2 separate regions of the Homo sapiens genome follow, and region 2 is linked to region 1. A link is a loop called in an ENCODE intact Hi-C map of the cell type or tissue named here. Cell type or tissue: CD4-positive, alpha-beta T cell. All regions are shown on one strand. Links, peaks and the distances in the headings refer to the core of each region. The heading gives the core; the rest is flanking DNA. Region 1 overlaps LOC100128988 (a long non-coding RNA gene). Region 2 overlaps ZHX3 (zinc fingers and homeoboxes 3).

What was found. Hi-C counts contacts between places; a loop is a spot of excess contacts. Peaks named below come from ENCODE experiments on the same cell type or tissue, not always from the same donor. Only the 100,000 strongest peaks of a DNase experiment are listed, where the experiment ranks them.
Region 2: a loop joins it to region 1, with 4 times the contacts of the local background. A loop is called at or near these places in 2 of 110 quality-filtered maps.

The regions. Positions count from the first base shown.
Region 1 is chr20:40,986,022-40,994,364 of GRCh38, forward strand. All of the region lies in intron 1 of LOC100128988 (a long non-coding RNA gene), which reads left to right. Among named protein-coding and RNA genes, the nearest start is that of TOP1, 39 kb to the right of the region's middle. RefSeq lists enhancers at 4,744-4,833, 4,894-5,053, 5,074-5,123. In CD4-positive, alpha-beta T cell, for the core only: CTCF peaks have their summits at 4,707 and 4,935; DNase peaks (open chromatin) are centred at 4,690 and 5,610.
Region 2 is chr20:41,228,841-41,237,183 of GRCh38, forward strand. The region is part of intron 2 of ZHX3 (zinc fingers and homeoboxes 3); the gene reads right to left. Among named protein-coding and RNA genes, the nearest start is that of MIR6871, 64 kb to the left of the region's middle. In CD4-positive, alpha-beta T cell, for the core only: CTCF peaks have their summits at 3,717 (motif pointing left) and 3,920; a DNase peak (open chromatin) is centred at 3,691.

The sequences.
Region 1 (8,343 bases), core at 61-8,060:
TATCTCTTTGGGTCTTTCCAGACTGAGCAAGATATTATTCACCTGTGTTGCCCATCCGGGGTCCAGGGTAAAAGACAGCAGCCAGTATCCAGCTTCACCTGCTGGGAGTAACCCAGGCCACGAAAGACTTCTTACCTCCTTGCTCACTTGTGATTCAAAAGGCCATTTCTTTACCTCCTGAGATGGCCCAAAGAAGCAATGGCCCAGGGACCATTTTGGGGAGCTGCCTTCTAGATCTGCAGAAAGTATAAAATGGTTCCAAGCAAAGAAACACTGGACTTCCCGGGGTTCCAGATCCACCTTCCACATCAGAGCCCCAATTCCCACTTTAACTGACTTGCTGGCACTGTGTCTCTCTGTGTGCCCCAGAAGAAATTTCTTCCAAATCTTAATAATAGGAATAGGCATTTTCTCTGGGGGGAAACTGTTCTGCTTTTTACCTGACAAGCTTTATGAATCATGTGATGGATTACATTTCCCTTTTCACAATGGCTGCTAGGAAGCTCAGAGTCAGATTTGTGGCCCATGGTTTCCAACTACCTAGGAGTCTATAAACTGCATTGCTTGCACTAACCTCTCCCTTGATTGCTCTTAGCTTTCTTCTCCCATTTCCCCTTTGTCCCTGTTTCTTCATCCCCCTATTTTTTACTTTTTACTCTTGAAATTGTTAGTCCTTGAGATGAAATAGAAATGAGGGTGACAAGATTGCCTTTGAGAGTTAAATGCAGTTAAATGTTGTTAAATGCTGGGATCAGCCAAGCCTGTCCAGAGCAAAGAAGTGAAAAGTCTCCAGGTGGAGACAGAACAGCTTTCAGGTACCAATGTTTGATTGTAACCTGGGTTTGATGTGGTCCCTAGCAGGGTCTCCATTCCCCAGTCTGTCTTCCTCTACACACTCCTGCCTAGTGATTAATAGACCAGGTTCTGATCTTGGTATTTGACCACTTCCTCCTTCAGACTATGAAGGTTGACCACTTCCAAGGTATGTGTTTCCTGTAAGCAGAGACAAAAATCAGCCTGTCATTTAAATAAGAGAAAATGTATGACTTTTAGCTAAAATAATTGTTTTGGCCAGGTGCGGTGGCTCACACCTGTAATCCCAGCACTTCAGGAGGCTGAGGCAGGTGGATTACAAGGTCAAGAGTTCGAAACCAGCCTGGCCAACATGGTGAAACCCCGTCTCTACTAAAAATACAAAAATTAGCCAGGCATGGTGGCAGGCGCCTGTAATCCCAGCTACTTGTGAGGCTGAGGCAGGAGAATTGCTTGAAATCGGAAGGTGGAGGTTGCAGTGAGCCGAGATCAGACCACTGCACTCCAGCCTCGGCAACAAGGGTGAAACTCTGTCTCAGAAAAAAAAAGAATTGTTTTACAAGTATGATACTTGATTGGTTGCCAGTTGTGGAGGCTTCTGCACACTGGCAGCTGGAGAGTCTCCTGGTCATTTCTGCCTCATCCATCCTGCATGGTCTCCATGCCTCGGAGCCCAGACACAGTGCCAACAAGTCAGGTAAAGTGGGAATTGGGACTCTGATGTGGAAGGTGGATCTGGAACCCCGGGAACTCCAGTGTTTCTTTGCTTGGAACCATTTTATACTTTCTGCAGATCTAGAAGGCAGCTCCCCAAAATGGTCCCTGGGCCATTGCTTCTTTGGGCCAAATAAACAAACACTGTGCTCAGCAAGATCAAGACAAAATTCAGCAACTAGTTTCCTAAAGCTGTGTCTTATAACTCTCTTCAATTAATACTCTGTGTGTGTGTGTGTGTGTGTGTGTGTGTGTGAATATAATATAAATGTATGTGTAGGTATATACACACTTCTAGGCACAGAAATGCCTACCTATGTTCACCAATGGACATATGCTACAAGAGTAGTACACTAGTATACTCTTGTATATTACTCATGTATATATATATATATATATATATATATACACATAGATATAAAACAAATAATGCTAAATCCCAATTTAGCAAAAAAATTACTTCCTATTGAATCTTCCAAGCTTAAGTGCAACAAAATGTCTGATCAGATAAGAGTTTTTGGCTGGGCACAGTGGCTCATGCCTGAAATCTCAGCACTTGGGAAGGCTAAGGTGGGTGGATCGCTTGAGGTCAGGAGTTCAAGACCAGCCTGGCCAACATAGTGAAACCCCATCTCTACTAAAAATACAAAAATCAGCCAGGCGTGGTGGCATATGCCTGTAATCCCAGCTACTCGGGAGGCTGAGGATGGAGAATCACTTGAGCCCATGAGGCAGAGGCTGCAGTGAGCTGAGACTGCCATTGAGCTCCAGCCTAGGCGACAGAGTGAGACCCTGTCTCCAACAAAAAAAAAAAAAAAAAAAAAGAGTTACTAAGAATAAGCAGTTAAGTGATAGAAGGAGTCCCTTATGAGTTTATGAATTTGAGAGATTTACAAATTTTTGCTTAAATGACTAAAATCTTTTATTTGGGTTTTAGAAATGTTGAGCTGGATCCCTTTTCAGTGTCAATTATAAGATAGCAGGGCCAGTTCCATTAAAATCCCTTCCATTTATTAATAATAAAATCAATACATCTGCACATAAGCTCATCTGCATTGCAGGCCCATCCAAGAGTGATATCATCAGTACACATCATCCAGAAAGTCTACAGTAGAAAAGACAAAAAGTCTAGAATGAATACTGTAATGGTATGGAACAACTGGAATTGGCATACCCTGAGTGGGGCATGTAAATCGGTATAACTACTTCGGAAAACTATTTATTAGCAACTAATGAAGCTAAATCAATACAAAACCCATAACCCAGCAATTCCACTTCTAGGTACAGAGATGCCTAAGCTCTGTTCACCAAATGACATATGCTACAAAATCCATGGCAGCACTACTTACAATAACCTTCAAATGGAAGTACCCAAATGCTCATTGACAATAGAATAGATAACTAAGTTGCAGTATAAATTCACACAGTAAAATACAGCTATCCCTCAATATCCATGGGGGATTGATTCCGGGACTCCCACAGATACAAAAATTCAGGAATTCTCAAGTTTTTTACATAAAATGGTGTTGTATTTGAATATAACCTATGCACATCCTCCCATAAACTTTAAATCATCTCTAGATTGCTTATAATACCTAATACAATGTAAATGCTATGTAAATAGTTGTTATACTGTGTTTTAAGAAAATAATGGGCCGGGTGCAGTGGCTCATGCCGGGTGCAGTGGCTCATGCCAGCACTTTCGGAGGCCGAGGCGGACGGATCACGAGGTCAGGAGATCGAGACCATCCTGGCTAACACAGTGAAACCCTGTCTCTACTAAAAATAGAAAAAATTAGCTGGGCGTGGTGGCGGGCTCCTGTAATCCCAGCTACTCGGGAGGCTGAGGCAGGAGAATGGCGAACCCGGGAGGCAGAGCTTGCAGTGAGCCGAGATGCACCACTGCACTCCAGCCTGGGTGACAGAACAGGACTCTGTCTCAAAAAAAAAAAAAAAAAAAGAAGAAAGAAAGAAAGAAAAGAAAAGAATGACAAGGGCTGGGGGTGGTGGATTATGCCTGTAATCCCAGCAACTTTGGGAGGCCAAGGCAGGCAGGTCACCTGAGGTCAGGAGTTCAAGACCAGCCTGGCCAACATGGTGAAACCCTGTCTATACTAAAAATACAAAAATTAGCCAGGCATGGTGGCAGATGCCTGTAATCCCAGCTCACTGGGAGGCTGAGGCAGAAGAATCACCCAAACCTGGGAGGTGGATGTTGCAGTGACCCAAGATTGCACTACTGCACTCTAGCCTGGGTGAAAGAGTAAGACTCCGTCTCAAAAAAAAAAAAAAGAATGACAAGAAAAAAGTCTACATGTTCAGTATAGATGCAACTTTTTTAAAAATGTTTTTAATCTGTGGCTGGTTGAATCCATGGATGCAGAATCCATGGATACGGGGGGCTGACTGTGCACACCAAGTATAACCAATCAACAAGGACGCATATCAATGTGGATGAATTTCACCAACATGACATTGGGCAGAAGAAGCCAGACACCGAAAAGAATATACACAGCGTGGCCAACATGATGGAAACCCTGTCTCCACTAAAAATACAAAAAATTAGCTGGGCGTGGTGGCGCACACATGTAGTCCCAGCTACTCAGGCACGAGAATCACTTGAACCTGGGAGGCAGAGGTTGCAGTGAGCCAAGATCATACCACTGCACTCCAGCCTAGGTGACAGAATGAGACCCTGTCTCAAAAAAAAGAAAAGAATATACAGTATGATTTCAAATATATAGAAGTTGTTACCCTTGGGGAGGTAGCGAGTAGAAGGAAGTATGAAGATGAAGGTGTCTGGGATTGCCAGCAATGAGCATTGGTTGCATGGATATGTTTAGAATGGAAAATTCTGAATATATGTGAACCTTCCAAAAAAAAGTTTTTAAAGTTGTATCAGTTCATTACAGTACAAATGTAAAATTAGGGGAATTGTTTAGGAGTACCCCTCTTAGACCCCTAATTAGGAGTTGGAGGTCTCAGTCTGTGACCAGGATTAGAGTTCGTTCTATGGCTGGAATCTGGGCTCAGCCAGGATAAGGTTCTGTGTGGATCCAGTACTAATCATCGCTGCATCAGGGCTCTGCCTGGCAGGAGGGCTCGGGAGCCTTTGCTCTGTGTCCACAGCTCGACTGCTGCCGTTCCAGGATCTGACCACTTGATGTCTCCACTTCACAAATTGCCAAGTGAGGAAAGAGCTGGATAGAGCTGCCTAGACACGTACCGGCCCTGAGCTGGGATAGGTTGGAGGCCATAGCTCAGGGAAAGACTTGGAAACTGCAGAGAATGAATCCAAGTGGCAGCAAAGCTGGCTGGGCTGGGGCTGGGGTCCAGGCCCCATGCAACAAGGGCAGCCATGGGGACCACAGAGGCAAGTCCAGCTCAGAAGCCCCCAGCTTTGCGCCTATCTCAGCAGCACTGGTCGGTCATTCATTCAGTGCTTCATGAGCTCCCGCTCTGAGGAGGAATCAATGGAATCAATGGAAGGAATCACTGAGGAATCAATGGAAGGCAAATAGGGCACAGTCCCTGGCTTAATGGAGCTCACAGTCAGGCATACACCTCCTTTCTCCTTTCCATCTTGTCCCTGCCTAGCACGCCCAGCTCCCTCCAACCCAAAAGAACCTCCAATATTAGAATCTGCCCCCCACCAACTCCTCAACCAGGATCCCATTTTTCTTCTTTGTTGTCTGTCTCCCCGACTAGGGCAGATGTCTAAGGAGCAGGGCTTTCATCTGCCTTGTAGACCCTGGTGATCTCAGGGTCAGGCCCAGATGACCAACAAATATTCATTGAATGAAACTTGGATAGCAGTGAGGTGTTCACATCATCTCTACAGAAACAAACAGAACAGAGCAGGGAAACTTCCTCTGGGTCTGTGGCACCCAGCTCCCCAGACCTTGCAATTCTGGAGGAAGCCTCAGACAAGGCTTTTTGTGGGGTGGGTGTGGGAACCTGAGTAGGACTGAGAGCTGGAGGTTTCAGGGCTGGGAGGGCTGCATGACAGAAGGTGCTATTAGCCCAGCTCATGAACACTGAGCAGTTCCACTTCCCCCTTTTCAAAGTAAGCATGGTGGGGGAGGGAAGAGACAGGCCTTGTATCACCCCTTGATAGGCCCAGGGACCTAGCTATTAAAAACAGGAAATATGAGCCAGCAGAGAGTAAGGAGGAACTAACTGGGGGTGCCCTGTCTGCCTCCAACTACAGGGAGCCTGCCAGCTACCTTAATTCAGTCTAGGCAGATGACAGAGAACGAATAGACCAGCTTGACTGAAGCCTCCTGAGAGCCTGGGAAGGAGACCCAGGACATGAGTCTGGGCATGACTTTGGAGGAGCAGGTTGTAAGAAAGGGGATAAAGAGCTAGAGCTGCAGGCAGCTACTCCCTAGAGGAAGGAGGAAGGAGCAGAAGCCTGAGACACAGACTTGGATGGCCGTGTGGATGTGAGCAGCTGTCCAGGACCTTCAGAGGACCAGTTTGAGCCCATTTATTGGGAACCAAAAATGAGGATATCAGGATGGACCTCCAGCACCAGGGTTTACACTCTGCCACCCACTATGCACGGCCAATCAACATTCCCAGCACTGTCCAATAGAACAGTGCAATGCTGAAAATTTCTATAGCTAGGTTTTCCAATTTGGTAGTCATCGGACTCATGTAGCTAGTGGCTACCATATTGGACATCAGAGCTCTAGCCCCATGTGTAAGGTGAACAAAGAGCTGCCTTCCAATATTTCTTTTATTCCCTCCCACTCCTTCCATTCTTTCACACCCTCCTCTTGTGCCTCAGGCTATCAGTCAATAATTATATTGTAACGAGTTGAATTTCATAGGCCATAAGCTCATGTAAAATGAATATATAAAGTAACTTATTTTTGTATAACTGAATTTCATTTCTATCCCAAGTGCCCATCCAACCTAATGGCAGAGATTTACTGTAAATAAGTTCAGGTTAAATGTGGTCAAGTGACTGCTTCCTCCCTCTCTTCCTCCAGAGTGCATCTAAGTCTCTAGACAGGTCAGAGTGTGTAGCCAGCACTCAAGCATTGGGAAGAGGGGCATTTGGAGCCTTAGGGCCCACTGTCTATGCTAGGATTAAACTATCAGTCCTTGTCCTATTCATTTAATCTTCAAACTTCATTTCTGGGTTCTTCGATTCTTCCCTTTCCTGCAGGGGCAGTAGGAAGAGCTCCAGAATCCCTTCTTAAAAACTTATAGCAGCATCTAACTCTACTGTTCCACCTGTCCACATATTCCCATACTTTCTATCCCTTTGCTAATAAAAATAAAAGCAGCTAACATTTATTGAACATTTTCCATGTACCAGGAAAATTCTAAGCACTTTATTTATTTATTTATTTATTTATTTATTTATTTATTTACTGAGATGGAGTCTCACTCTGTTGCACAGGCTGGAGAGCAGTGGCACCATCTCAGCTCACTGCAACCTCCACCTCCTGGCTTCAAGTGATTCTCCTGCCTCAGCCTTCCAAGTAGCTGGGATTATAGGCACCCACCACTATGCCTGGCTAATTTTTCTTTTCTTTTTTTTTTCTTTTTTTTTTGGAGACAGGGTCTCCCTCTGTCGCCCAGGCTGGAGTGCGGTGGTGTGATCTTGGCTCACTGCAACCTCCGCCTTCTGGGTTCAAGCAATTCTCCTGCCTCAGCCTCCCAAGTAGCTAGGACTACAGGTGCCCGCCACCATGTCCAGCTAATTTTTTGTATTTTTTTTAGCAGAGACAAGGTTTCACCCTGTTGCCCAAGGTGGTCTTGAACTCCCAAGCTCAGACAATCTGCCTACCTCAGCCTCCCAAAGTGCTGGGATTACAGGCATGCGCCACCATGCCTGGCCCTAATTTTTACATTTTTAATAGAGACAGGGGTCTCACTATGTTGGCCAGGCTGGTCTCGAACTCCTGACATCAAGTGATCCGCCCACCTTGGCCTCCCAAAGTGCTGGGATTACAGGCATGAGCCACCATGCCCAGTCTATTCTAAACACTTTAAAACAACTAGCCCATATAGTCTTCCCAACAACTCCCTGAGGTAAATACTGTTATTATCCCCATTTTGCAGATCAGAAACTGAGGCACAGAGAGGTAGTGTGAAAAAAGCTCACACAGATAGTATTCTTATTGAGGCTGTGGATGTGTTAACTAGCTTGACTTAATTCTTCCACATTGTATTCATACATTATAACATCACTTTGTACCTCACAAATTTATACAGCTATAAATTGTCAATTTACAGTGAAAAGAGTTTTGATAGATTTTGCTATTTAAAAAATAACTAATAAAAAAGAAAGCATTCTTGGGCTAGGATCTCAAAAGCCAGTATTACAGATGCATTTACTTAGCAATACAACTTCCATGAGTCAATCCCAAAAATACTCTGGCAAATGTCTGACACAAGCCTCTTTGTTACAGCACTCATTGTAATAACAAGGGGCTAGAAACTACCCAAACATCCATCAACAGGGGATTATGTGAATAAATTATGATATATTTACACAGTGGAATACTATGAAGCCATAAAATGGAATGAGAGCTATCTTTGTATACTGTAGTAGAGTGATCTTCAGAATATATTGCTAGGCTGGGCATGGTGGCTCATGCCTATAATCCCAGCACTTCAGAAGCCTGAGACAGGAGGATCACTTGAACCCAGGGGTTCAAAACCAACCTGGCCAACCTAGTGAAACCTTGTCTCTGCAAAAAAAAAAAAATTGAAGGAAAATTAGCCAGGCGTGGTAGTGCACGCCTGTGGCCCCAGCTGTTCAAACGGTTGAGGTGGCCAGATTGCTTGAGCCCAGGG
Region 2 (8,343 bases), core at 12-8,011, 240 kb after region 1:
TAATGGTCTCGGAAGCACTTAACATCTTTTCTTGGTAGAGGGACTTTTAGAAATTGTGGTAAAATACACATAACATAAAATTTACCATCTTAATCATTTTTAGGTGGAGAGTTCAGTAGCATTAAGTATTAACACAGTCACATTGTTGTACAACCATCATCACCATCTGCCTCCAGAACTCTTTGCCTTATAAAACTGAAACCTTACACCCATTAAACAATAACTCCCATTTCCTGCCCACCCCTGACTCCTGACAACTACCATTCTGCTTTCTGTCTCTGTAGATTTGGCTACTCTAGGTATTTTACATAAGTGGACTCATATAGTATTTGCCTTTTTATAACTGATCAATTTAACTTAGCATAATATCCTCAAGTTTCATCCATATTATATGTCAGGATTTACTTCCTTTTAAAGGCTGAATAATATCCCCCTGTATGTATATACAACATTTTATCCATCTATCAATGAACACTTGGGTTGCTTCTACCTTTTGCCTATTATGAATAATGTTGCTATGAACATGGACATACAATCTCTTTGAGTCCCTACTATCAACTCTTCTGGGTAACTACCCAGAAGTGGAATTGCTTAATCACATGGTGATTCTATTTTTAATTTCTTGAGGAATTGCCATACTGTTTTCCATAACAGCTGCACCATTTTACATTCCCACCAACAGTGCACTGAGTTCCCAAGAGTTCTCCACATTCATGGCAATATCTGTTATTTTCTTTTTTTTTCTTCAGAGTTGCCATCCTAATGGGTGTGAGGCTGTATCTCACTGTGGTTTTGATTTGTATTGCCTAATTATATTAACGTTGAGTATTTTTAATGTGCTTATTCATTTGTGTATCTTCTTTGAATAAATGTCTATTCAAGTCCTTTGACCATTTTAATCAGGTTGTCTGGGGTTTTTTGCTGTTTTTGTTGGGTTGTAGAAATTCTCTATATGTTCTAGATATTACCCCTTTATTAGATATATGGTTTGCAAGTGTCATGAAGCTTTTCTCCTCTGTCTTCTTCTAAGCATTTTATAGTTTTAGATCTTTTGTTTAGGTCTTCGATTCATTTTGAGTTAACTTTTATATATATGGTGTAAGGTAAGGATCCAACTCTATTATTTTCCATTAGATAGCCAGTTTTCTCAGCACCATTTGTTGAAAAGACTGTCCTATTCCCATTGAAAGGTCTTGGCATCCTTGTAAAAAATCATTTGACCTTATGTGTGAGGATTTGTTTCTGGTCTCTCCATTCTACTCCATTGGTCTATATGCCTTCATTAACAATTTTTAATATTAAATAGATGTTGAAATAATATTTTGCATATATTGGGTTAAATATATTCTTAGATTTTTTTTTTTTACTGTTTCAATGTGGCCCATAGGACACTTATCACGTATTGGCTCTCATTGTATTTCTGTTGGACAGCACTGCCTAGATGCTTCAGACTGGAGCCACCGGGCAGTGTGGAGAGCAACAGCTAACGTCATGGGATTAGATGATCATCTGAAAGCTCCTCTCCTCTTGTGTTTATCATTATAGTACTTAGGGAGCAGGATATCACTGTGGCTGAGAATTGAGGCTTCTGAGTCAGGCAAGTCCAGGTTTCAAGACCTGCCCTGTCCAACACAGCAGCCACTAGCCATAGGTACTCATGTATGTACTGAGTATCTGAAATGTGGCTAATGTGAATTGAGATGTACTGTAAATGTAAAATACAGACCAGATTTCAAAGACTCAGTACCAAAAAAAGTAAAATATCTAGTTAATAACTTTTATATCAATTACATGTTAAAATATTAGTATTTCTGATAAATTGGGTTAAATAAAATGTATTATTAAAATTAATTTGACTTGTGTTTCTTAGTAGGCTATTTTTTAGATCAAGTTCACAGCAAAACTGACCAGAAGGTATAGATATTTCCCATATACCCACTGCCCCACACATGCATAGCCTACTCCATTATCAACATTCCCCACCAGAATGGTACATTTGTTACAACTGATCAATCTACACTGACACATCATTATCACCCAAAGTCCACAGTTTACATTAGAGTTCACTCTTGGTGTACATTCTATGGGTTTGGACAAATTTATAATGATATGTATCTACAATATTATAATATCATACAAAATAGTTCTACTGCTCTAAAAATCTTCTGTGCTCTGCCTGTTCATCCCTCCCTCCTCCCTAACTCCTGGCAACCACTGATCATTTACTGTCTCTATAGTTTTGCCTTTTTCAGAATGTCATATAGTTGGAATCATACAGGTATGTAGCCTTTTTGGATTGGCTTCTTTCACTTAGTAATATGCATTTAATCTCCCCCCATTGCTTTTTATTTTTTGACTTGTTAATTTTGATTTTTTAAAAATGTGGCTCCTAGAACATTTTAAATGACATATGCAGCTCACCTTATGTTTCTGCTGAACATTTCTCAGCTTGGCATGGGCAGTTTTTCTCAGCATGGCATCTTCCTGTCTTTCCAGTCACTCAAGTCCAAGCCTGGTTGTACTTGGTTTGCTGCAACCTAAACACACCAGCCTCCTTGCCTTCACACATACTAGAGTTCCTTCATTAGAGTTTTCTTTAACCCCCTCCCTCACCTGAAGACTAATTCATGCTCAGACCCAATTCAAATACGACATCTTTAGTGAAGCCTTTCTAAACTTCCACTGTACCTAAATCATTTTTTATAGCACATTCTACCTTATAATTTTTTTGTATGTGGCTGACTTTCTCTCCAGATTGTGAAATCTTTGAATTAGGCCCCATGTTTTGTTCATCTTTGGGTCCTCAATCCTTAGTACAGAGCCTGACACATGGTAGGCAATCAGAGATGTTAAGTTAATAAATGAATAAAATGCAGGAAAATTAACATATCCTCTAATAAGAGATAACATATTCACTTAGAATCAAATAGCTTAGAAAAGAACCTCAAATGCCATAAACAAGGGTGTAAAATTCTATCAGCCAACAGCTAAAATTATTCACAAGCTAAAATTTGTATTCAGTCAAAGCAACACATTAATCAATAATATTTATAAAGTATATCACAGTGAAAAGATGGTAAAGCACCTCCTAATGGTTAATGATAGTGATTGGCCTGGAGATGTGGAAACTAGCTATGGAAACTAGATGGTTAAAACAACCACATTCCGTACCATTAGACGCTGACAGCCCAGACCCCACCAAAATAGAGGCAGTGAAACAGCCTTTGAAGTTGTTTTCAAAGGAAGCCACCAAGATGATTAAAGGGTTGGAAAATGAGATTTATGGGTAATGGCCACAGAAACGAAGACAATTTTGCCTAGGCAAGAGAAAAGGCCGAAGGGTGACTTAATAACCATCTTCAATCATTGTTATTACACAGAGAATGATGACCAGATGGTCTCCATTTTCACCAGAGAAAGAATATTGAAAATGGACTTACGCTGCAGCATAAAAAAAAAAAAAAGGTCTAGTTTTAAACAAAGAACTCAATGGTTAAGAACTAGTATACAGCAAAGCAGACCTGGGGAGTGTGTGGTGTAGCCATGTCTGAACTCATCTGTTATGCTGGGAAAGCAGCAAGTGGGTAGGGTGTGTTCAGGTCTTCAACAGTCCTTTGTTGAGGGCAAATTCTCAACTGGCTAGTCCTCAAATGAATCACGTAGCATACAACCACAGGAGTGGAAAAGAAAGAGATATGAAAATTGAAACACAGCACCCTCTGGTGTACATAGCTGTCTTCTAATCTAGGAAAATTCTTCTTTTTTTTTTGAGACGGAGTCTCGCTGTCGCCCAGGCTGGAGTGCAGTGGCGCAATCTCGGCTCATTGCAAGCTCCGCCTCCCGGGTTCACGCCATTCTCCTGCCTCAGCCTCCCGCGGGGGACTACAGGCGCCCACCACCTCGCCCGGCTAATTTTTTGTATTTTTAGTAGAGACGGGGTTTCACCGTGTTAGCCAGGATAGTCTCGATCTCCTGACCTCGTGATCCCCCCGCCTCGGCCTCCCAAAGTGCTGGGATTACAGGCATGAGCCACCACGCCCGGCTGGAAAATTCTTGATATGTATCAGTATTTTTCAAAATGTAAGCTCCAAACCATGACAGAGTCAGGAGAAACTTACACAAGGCTGGTCTTAGGGTTCGTTTAATCGCTACATCCATCTTTATCAAGCACCTGCGATGCATTTCTCCCTGTTACCAGGAGGTACCAGGAAGCCTGTTACACAAGCAACCTCAACTTCTGCCTATAGCAAACTTGGATTCTTCCCAATCACCTTTTGAATGCTGAATTCAGACTCTGATACAACTAGCTGGCACATGACCATGCAATGCTGAGACATGATAACATCTGCCAGATAATGTGAATTTTGCCCTGTGTTCAGGAGTACATTACATATAAAAGTTAAGCAACACCTAAATGGGGGTGTTCCCTTAGACATTCTCCCTGCTATGTTGTGGTGTATACACCCTTCTTTACTGATCTCTGTCTGCCAAATCCCAGCCGGCCACTTTTTACATCCTCCTAGGCTTTATGCTGCAAAACCTTCCTAATATCCTTTTAAGTACAAAAGACATTCAATGAGCTCAAAAAGTTTGAGACCCAATCAAGAATCTTTTGCAGCCCTCTCAGTATCTTTAGCCATCTTGTTGCCAGATGGGAACTTCATTCACATGACACACATACTTCCTTCATGTGACTCACCATTGCTAAGCAACTGGTATGTCCTAGGTGAATAAAACATATGCCCTGTGTCTGAGATTCACAGTGCAGTAGGGGAACATGGATAGATACGGGTGTAAATAGATCAGCTGAAGCATGAGTTGAAGCTCAAGGCTCTACATGCCAAGAACAGAGGAAAAAGGCAATGGAGAGACCGGACAAGAACTATCAGGACATCAGAACAGAACTTACATCCTGTGAGAGCAGGACTTATGCTAAAAACAAGTCTTAAAGGATGAAAAGAAGTTGTCCAGGCAGACAAGACAGGAATATGTATCATCCTAGGCATAAAGTCCCAAGACATGTCACCTTTTGAAGAATGGAGCCATGTGGCACACTGTCCTCCAGTCCCAAAGGTCTCCTTGAAGAGACATGAAAATCCCACCTGAAGAACTCACCCTTGCAGATTGTACATAGCACAGACCTAAATGGCAACAAACAAGCAAACAAAAAACGCAGTACAGACTAGGCACTGATCTGATGGAAGCGAGACAGGCTGGAGTAGCAAAGGGTCTGACTAAGAAGCTTAGGAGGAATTCCTCTGATACCCTTCTTGGTGCCCCCTCCCCAGCAACATCTAACAGCCTCACTCGGGCCCAACTTCCCTGTTGCACTGGTGGCACTGCATTGCAATTGTGGGTACAAGATTCCTCCCCCACAAAACTGTGGGCTGAGGCAAGAGTTCTACCTTTTTATTACTACGCCTCTGACACTCAGCACATATGAAGCACAAGCAAAATTTGATGACTAAGCTAAGTAATTAGTTCATATGTGTGATTAGGGTTTGAAAGGGCAGAACCTTGGACCTATGATCCCAAATACCTTTGTCTATCTAGTTCACCTGGTTTTGTTCCTCCTCAGAAGCCATCTATCCTCCTTACCTTGGTTCATGTTTTCCTATCTCTCCATTTTATACACATAAACCAACTCCTACCCTCAAATCAGGGAAAAGGGACAGATATTCCTGTCCTCAAGTTAAGAGTGACCTATGTCAAAGTGAAAAACAACTAAGCCAAAAAGGTAACAGGGAACTGGCTTCTTGAGCACTCAGAAGAATTTGAGATTACTGCCTCGCGAGGGAAAAAGGGAAACCCAACCCGATTACAGTGTAAAAATAGGTCACTGCTTGAATACAGCCCTTTGGTTACTGGCTGCAAGCCCCTTTTTGCTTTTGACTCCAGTGTCACAAGAAAGTGGCAGCATAGTCTTAGAATAAGGGCTCCACAGCCAGCTGGCTGCTCGGCCAGGCCTTCCTGCTGGCATTCTAGAAGCAGCATGCAGGGCCAGGCACCTACTGGGGAGCTCAGTAAGCCTTTGTCACTGCTGACATGAAATACAAGAGTTGGTAAGTTTCTTTGGTTTTGTTTTGAACAAACTGGCAGATAGTTCAAGGTTGTCCTTGTAAGTCTCTCTCACTTGCATTCAGCTATACATTGTTTAGTAGGAAATGAGTATAGTTCAGCTAGTTCACTTATCCCCATGCCAAACCAGCAGGCAGCCTCTTTTCCATGAGAGACAGTTATAATTTTGAATTATTGTAATGCTGTACTTGCAGCAAACTCGGTGTGTGTGTGTGTATGTGCACACATGGCTGGGAGTGGGGGGTAGTGCCAAAATGTTGGTTCTATGGCAAACAACAACAACAAAACAAACAAACAAAAAAACCGGCTGTGTATAGCTAAAAAACATGGCCAAGAAAAAGGTAGAATAGAAAACATGTTTTATTATCCTGATACTAAAGCCTGGCAGAGACACAATAAAAAAAGAGAATTTTAGACCAATATCCCTGATGAACATCGATGCAAAAATCCTCAATAAAATACTGGCAAACCGAATCCAGCAGCACATCAAAAAGCTTATCTACCATGACCAAGTTGGCTTCATACCTAGGATGCAAGGCTGGTTCAACATATGCAAATCAATAAATGTAATCCATCATATAAACAGAACCAAAGACAAAAACCACATGATTATCTCAATAGATGCAGAAAAGGCCTTTGACAAAATTCAACAGCCCTTAATGCTAAAAACTCTCAATAAATTAGGTATTGATGGGACGTATCTCAAAATAGTAAGAGCTATCTATGACAAACCCACAGCCAATATCATACTGAATGGCAAAAACTGGAAGCATTCCCTTTGAAAACTGGCACAAGACAGGAATGCCCTCTCTCACCACTCCTATTCAACATAGTGTTGGAAGTTCTGGCCAGGGCAATCAGGCAGGAGAAGGAAATAAAGGGTATTCAATTAGGAAAAGAGGAAGTCAAATTGTCCCTGTTTGCAGATGACATGATTGTATATCTAGAAAACCCCATCATCTCAGCCCAAAATCTCCTTAAGCTGATAAGCAACTTCAGCAAAGTCTCAGCATACAAAATCAATGTGCAAAAATCACAAGCATTCCGATACACCAATAACAGACAAACAGAGAGCCAAATCATGAGTGAACTCCCATTCACAATTGCTTCAAAGAGAATAAAATACCTAGGAATCCAACTAACAAGGGATGTGAAGGACCTCTTCAAGGAGAACTACAGACCACTGCTCAATGAAATAAAAGAGGATACAAACAAATGGAAGAACATTCCATGCTCATGGGTAGGAAGAATCAATATCGTGATAATGGCCATACTGTCCAAGGTAATTTACAGATTCAATGCCAACCCCATCAAGCTACCAATGACTTTCTTCACAGAATTGGAAAAAACTACTTTAAAGGTCATATGGAACCAAAAAAGAGCCCGCATTGCCAAGTCAATCTAAGCCAAAAGAACAAAGCTGGAGGCATCATGCTACCTGACTTCAAACTATACTACAAGGCTACAGTAACCAAAACAGCATGGTACTGGTACCAAAACAGAGATGTAGACCAATGGAACAGAACAGAGCCCTCAGAAATAATGCCACATATCTACAACCATCTGATCTTTGACAAACCTGACAAAAACAAGAAATGGGGGAAGGATTCCCTATTTAATAAACGGTGCTGGGAAAACGGGCTAGCCATATGTAGAAAGCTGAAACTGGATCCCTTCCTTACACCTTATACAAAAATTAATTCAAGATGGATTAAAGACTTAAATGTTAGACGTAAAACCATAAAAACCCTAGAAGAAAACCTAGGCAATACCATTCAGGACATAGGCATGGGCAAGGACTTCATGTCTAAAACACCAAAAGCAATGGCAACAAAAGCCAAAATTGACAAATGGGATCTAATTGAAGAGCTTCTACAAAGCAAAAGAAACTACCATCAGAGTGAACAGGCAACCTACAGAATGGGAGAAAATTTTTGCAATCTACCCATCTGACAAAGGGCTAATATCCAGAATCCACAAAGAACTCAAACAAATTTACAAGAAAAAAACAACCCCATCAACAAGTGGGCAAAGGATATGAACAGACACTTCTCAAAAGAAGACATTTATGCAGCCAAAAGACACATGAAAAAATGCTCATCATCACTGGCTATCAGAGCAATGCAAATCAAAACCACAATGAGATACCATCTCACACCAGTTAGAATGGCAATCATTAAAAAGTCAGGAAACAACAGGTGCTAGAGAGGATCTGGAAAAATAGGAACACTTTTACACTGTTGGGGGGACTGTAAACTAGTTCAA